2 separate regions of the Homo sapiens genome follow, and region 2 is linked to region 1. A link is a loop called in an ENCODE intact Hi-C map of the cell type or tissue named here. Cell type or tissue: PC-9. All regions are shown on one strand. Each heading gives the region's core, and the rest is flanking DNA. Links, peaks and the distances in the headings are about the cores only. Region 1 overlaps NPR3 (natriuretic peptide receptor 3). Region 2 overlaps NPR3 (natriuretic peptide receptor 3).

What was found. Peaks named below come from ENCODE experiments on the same cell type or tissue, not always from the same donor. Only the 100,000 strongest peaks of a DNase experiment are listed, where the experiment ranks them.
Region 2: a loop joins it to region 1, with 4 times the contacts of the local background. A loop is called at or near these places in 7 of 110 quality-filtered maps.

What each region holds. Positions count from the first base shown.
Region 1 is chr5:32,766,819-32,769,730 of GRCh38, forward strand. The region is part of intron 3 of NPR3 (natriuretic peptide receptor 3); the gene reads left to right. Among named protein-coding and RNA genes, the nearest start is that of NPR3, 57 kb to the left of the region's middle. RefSeq lists an enhancer at 904-2,103. In PC-9, for the core only: no CTCF peak of the experiment used is centred there; a DNase peak (open chromatin) is centred at 1,483; H3K4me3 peaks cover 291 bases; H3K27ac peaks cover 1,648 bases.
Region 2 is chr5:32,712,731-32,715,642 of GRCh38, forward strand. All of the region lies in intron 1 of NPR3 (natriuretic peptide receptor 3), which reads left to right. Among named protein-coding and RNA genes, the nearest start is that of NPR3, 2.9 kb to the left of the region's middle. In PC-9, for the core only: no CTCF peak of the experiment used is centred there; a DNase peak (open chromatin) is centred at 1,361; H3K4me3 peaks cover 872 bases.

The DNA of each region.
Region 1 (2,912 bases), core at 279-2,778:
CGTCTGGCTTATTTAGAGATATCTTTGGTGAGTTCACAACTTAGCAGAAATCCTGATTCACTTGACCTGAGTCAAGCTGTTGTTAGCTGTTGGTTTAAAGACCAGGTTGAGATGAGGGACAATTAGCTTGTTGTCTTACGTACTGTTTTGTCCTTTCTCTTCCATCTTCTGCCCTCTCATTCCCTCTCCAGGTGCAGTTTCTGTTCCTCCCTCACCCTGATGATGGGTTGGAGGTCAACTCAGTCACAGCAACTGAAGGACATTGTCAGTCTTAGTCTTGTGTCATTTGTCTCTCACAGCATACATGCTCACTTGTAGAGCCACCCAAGTATTGGCCAATTAAAAACACAAACTGGAGCACAAAACTGTTTTATCATATTTGCTGGCTGAACAAATGTGTCAATAGGATAAATGTTATAACTGGGCAAGCCAGCTTTAGACTCTTAAAAACTTGCCCACTCAACGTTTTCTTGAGTTTTGACCCCATCCACTGACCAAGATCTCTTTTTCCTGTTCGGAGGTTGGTCAGACTCTCTGTCATAGGATAATAACAGTACCCATCTATGAATGTTTTGTAAGGTGCAACAGAACTCAAGCTATGTTTACATAACTCCTAGCATATAGTAGGTGTTCAATAAAAGTTGGCTATTACAATTATTGCCCAGCAGTGAAGAGAACTGCTTGACTTTGTTTAATTTAGCATTTTGTAAACCTGCTTAACCAAAATACTTCTATTTCTAGAACCATTCATTAACATTTCAAGGAAGGCTACTGTTCTGTGGAATACAGCTTGGGAAACTCTAAATTAAGAATTGGACAAAATTAAACTGTTGGAGTTGGGGTTCTGGATCTTAGCTTAGTCCTCACCACACCTTGAAATTGCTTAAATAAAAACAGGGAAGTTTCATTTTAGGGTATAAAGCAGAAATGAAAAAAAAAAGCCATCCATATAAAAACCTGTATTTTTGTTCATCTCTTCTTTGTAAACACATCTCTAGGTGACTCAAAAAGTTCAAGGGAAGCTGTCCGAAGTTCTCAGGACAAGTTTAAGAGGGTATCATGAAGTCAGAGAAATTAGAATTACATGCTCCTTCTGATTTTGGACGATCAGAAGTAATGAGGCCAGAAATTGGGCCCCTCCTCTTTCCCTGCCTCCACCTCCGTTTGACCTGATCACCCCTCTTCCTGTTTGTATTGCTGCCCGGCACAGTTGCAGGGTGAGTGGGATGCCTGCTCCTGATCCTGCTCCTCTTCCCGCCCTTCTCCTGTTGGGTTTTGGTTTATGCCTTTGCCTACCTCAACTTCGTGCCTTGACAGGACACAGACCTCAGGGAAGAGAGGCCTGCATGTGTCCCGAGCAGTCTTGTGGGGGTTGGGTCACCAGCCTTTCAGAGGCATGTCTGGCTGGCACTGGTGAATCATCAGGGCCTAGGACAAACATCACTCACTTGGTCATCTGAAGGCCAGGAACGATTGTGTCATTATGTATGTGCATTTCTCAACTAAGCCTTCAAGAGGGTGATGGGACGAGAAGCATCTGTATATGACGCATGTGTGACACATCCAAAGGGCAAATATATCATATGACCATATTCCCTGCATGAGCCTTGGGAGAATTTTCAAAAGTCATTCTCACTTACTTGTGCTCCATACCCACCAATTCCAAAAACTGATGCCTACAGAGATCTCCTTGTTGCTTCCCATGAACAAGACCAGCTTTCCTTGCTGAGGTGTGCTTATGCCTCTGGATTCCGTGTGCCAGCTGTGTGACCCTCTGTTGTCCCTGTCATTACAGGAGGTGAATGAGGGCCCTAACTCTACCTAATGATCTTCCTAAGACTGCTTTTGTTTAATGATCCAGTCTGTTCTAGGTCATGAGAGAGAAAACAGTCTGCAGGCAGCCACACCTCAGGAAGGTCCAAGTTAATTTGCCAGCCCAGTGCATTGCTACCAGTTCAGAGCTGAGTCCACGATGGGGACAGTTATTTGGAAAACTTAGGTCAGATCCCACCCTAAGTAAGTTCTAACTTCAGTCGGGGGAGCAAGAAGTATGCCAGAGGGTTCAGAGATGCTTCCACTATGCACAGAGTTGTAGATGAAGACCCCAGCTCTCTCCCTGTGGTGCTTCCTGTCAGTCACCTGCCCTTTGCATTTTCCCAGAGTTCCACTGGGATAAAGGCGCAGATTTTCAGCTTAACTTTCCTCAAGGCTAAAATACGTCATCAAGTGACCAAGTGAGAATTCCATGAAGACAGGCCCACTATAGAACAGGAATTGGGGTCTCTGTCAGTAAGAAAGAGACCTCCCTCTGTTTGGTGCTGAGGAGGCTGTGAGGCTACTTGGTTTATGGCAGTTGCTGCTGTGACCCTAAATTGTACACTTATTTTAATGATTTAAAAGGAAATTGAACAAAAATCGATATTCTATTTTTAAAGTCTAGGTACTGTATTATATTTGTAAAGTGTTCATCAAATGCAGAATGTCCTTTAACCCTCGTGCTATGCACACAGCACTCCCAGACTACTTCCTTCTGCTATCTACCACCTCCAGTGGTCCAGGAGGGCTGGACCAGTTTCAATTCAGGTCAGAGAAGGTGGTCCAGCCATTGTTCACTATGATGAGGGACAAGCCTATGATGGGCCCATCTCTTCTCTTACCTACTTTCCATCCAAATTTCCCTTTCTCTCATCTCCCCTTCAACCAAAATGGGTGGTTAGAAGGCATGTCTTTTGCAAGAGAGTCTTGAGAAATGCTGCCTGGCACCCTTAGTTTCCCTCCTTTGCACTGGGAACCACTGGTCTGTGGTAGGGAAGGTAGAACTACTGTGTGCTATGCTTGTGTTCCCGTGAACACCAAAGGCAAAGCTCCAGGACAGCCTAGCTAAGCATTGAACTCGGTCACTTTCTTCCAGC
Region 2 (2,912 bases), core at 169-2,668, 54 kb before region 1:
ACGTAGAGGGTCCCAGGGAGGTGAAGGGGTTGGAGGAGAGGGCGTCTGTAGCTCCTGCGTGCCCAGGTCCAACAGGTGCTGTCAAACACTTCGATGTTTTTTCTTCCCAGTTTCCACTTTGCCAGCGCCGGGCTGGTGATTAGGGGGCGCACTCCCAGTGCCTGGCTCCATCCAGGGTCTGAAGCATCCGAGGCGGAAAGAACTTGTTCCCCAGTCCTTTGCCAGCGTGCGCCCCCACTTAGTGCGGAAGCGTCCGCGGACGCCTCGCAGCGAGGCGTCGCCACTTAGCTCGCCCGCTCTTGGGGTTTCTCTGACTGTTGTTTCCACAGACCCCAGGTTTCTTTTAAAGGCTTGTTGACTCACTCTTCTCATTCCTTTCATTTCCCTTCCAGCCCCTTATAAACGAGCTTCTGTGGTTTCCACCAAAAATGCCCCTGTGTGTCTGAATTCTGGCGACACTCACTTCTCCCAGAGTGTTCTGCAACGCAGTTTCTAATGCGCCCAGAGCTAAGCTTTGCGGGAGTGCCTTTTGAAGAAACGAGCGCTGAACCTTCTTTCCACCTGTCCCCCAAGTTTTCTCCATGGGTCTTTGGGTGTTGGAATAAAACCCAAACTGGACAAAGAGCTCGAGGCTGAGGATGGTGGCTATGGCTTCGGGGAGCGGGGGGACGCGGACGTGTAATCGCCAGTGTGGCCCATTTTACGGTAGGGTAGAATCTGAGGGAAGGCGGACTGAGATGCCGGTATAGCGCCGATCCCTCCTCCCTCTAGTCAGGGATTAGGAGCACTGCGATGAGGGAATCCCGTCTCTGCTCCCCCTTGGCGCTCACGCGCCTGGAATGTGAGTGGTGCAATCCCGGCAAAGCTCCCCGAGACCCCAGTGCCACGCGGATGAGACCGAAGGGGAGCGGAGTTGAGCCAGGCGCCGGGCTAGTCCACAACTTGGCATGGCCGAGCACCTGGGCGCTGGTCGTAGGGGACAGCGCAACCTGAGGCCGAAGGCCCCAGGAACAGGTGAGAGTGGACAGAGAAGCCATCGATAATGGCGCTGCTGTCACCGCCTTGCCATCTTGGCCACCTCGGACTCACCCTTTAGAGCAAAGAGGCGAGAGGTGTTTGACAGTGGGAATGCATGGCCAAATTTTGAGCTCTGGAACTCCAGGCTGTCTGTGCCGAATTCCTACCAGCCAAGCAGGCGGGGCGCAGGCTTTGCCGATTATGAAAAAGGGCACGTGTGTCCAACGGCTGCGGACTTGCCACGCCTGCCACGCCTCGGCAAGGAACCCACATCTACACTCCCAAGTCCCAGTCGCCAGGTTACTGCAGCCTCCACGGGGGTGTCTGCGCCCCGGGCTGCTAAGGCTCCCGGAACCTGCTTCTCCAGTTCTCGGCTTTCGAGGGCTAGGCGCTAGAAGTCAGAGACTTCCCAAGGCCGGCTGGGACTGGGGGTGTGTCCCCCTATGGGCGAGATCCGCGGTTTGCTGACTCGTCCGTAATGTCACTACCCTGTAGATCCCAATGTCAGCGGCTGCCCCGGCGCACGTGGCCTGGGATACAAAACCAAGGGCATGTGTGAGACCAGAGGAGGGCAGATCGCGGCCCCGGGGCCCCTCGCCCTCACAGTGGTGGCTGAGGCCTGGGGCTGGGCGGACAGCAGTGCCCTGGTGGGCCTGGGGACTGGTGCGCCCCGGGCTTCTGAGGACTAGGGCTGCAGTCGGCTGTAAGAATTATTTTTTAATTCCAAAAGCCTCATAGACGTTCCGAAGTCTCTTTGCTTTTTTTTTTTTTTTCCAAGTTTGCATTGAGGGGTGAAAGTTTGCTTAACTGACCTGTATATTTTACAAGTGATAAGGTTAGGATTTTACAATTCTTACTCTAAAAAGTATTTCCAACAGTGACCTGGCAGATATTTAGAAATAGGAAACAAAACAGTTTCTCCTCTAATCGTCCTCCAATCGCCTCTAATCATCCTTCCACCCCGAAATTCCTTACACTCGAGAGAAAAAGTTACTTGATAACAAAGCTCTCTTAGGGGACCTTTTAAAAATACATTGAAGTAACACAGTTACTTTACCGTAAGCACTTAATGTATTAAATAGGGCTTCGGTACATGATTGCAGTGAAGTTTCTGGCTCAGTCACCGGCTGGGGGATCTTGGACTGCTATGAAACCTCTGTACCTCGAGCTCCTTAGGTAAAGTGGGGGTAGTCAGAGCACCCACGTCTTTGGGAAACTGTGAGGGTTACAGAAGCTAACCCAGGAATGCCTGGGAGCACTGCCAGAAGAATATGAAGTGCTCAATAAATGTGCGGTTTCATTGTAGTTATTATTTTATATATGATGATAATCACCTTTACCCCAAGGGTGAGGCCATGCCATGGGAAAGAACCCTGGGCTGAGATGCAGATGCCTCTGGATTTGGCTGGCCTCCTTATGTGAGTTTTCTTCTCTGTGAAACAATGTGTGGGGTGAGAATCAGGCCTCTTCAAACTGATATTCTCACCCAAGTGTGAAAATGCAACTGACAGTATTTTTGCTTTTGAAAATTCCCTATTAAGTATTATGAATTAAAGTAGAGAGAGTTCCTCCCTCTTTTGGTGAGAACATTGGTATTACTTTTTTTTTGGACTTAAGTTTCTCTTTAAAACCAAATCACAAATGTTTGAACAAGTAAAAAACTGACCGTGCCAGCATCTCAAATAATAATGCGACTAAAATTTCACATGGCATACTGTAGAAAGAAAAACAGGGGCATCAATTATTCCTTCATTTTAAGGATTTACCATCTAAGTCAATAATTTAAAATCTTTTTTTTTCCTGTCATGTCTTTCGCTAATGCCACTAAAATAAACAGACCTGAGCCTATATTATTTTTAAAAACAATTATCTTTATTTAAAATAGATTCACTTAC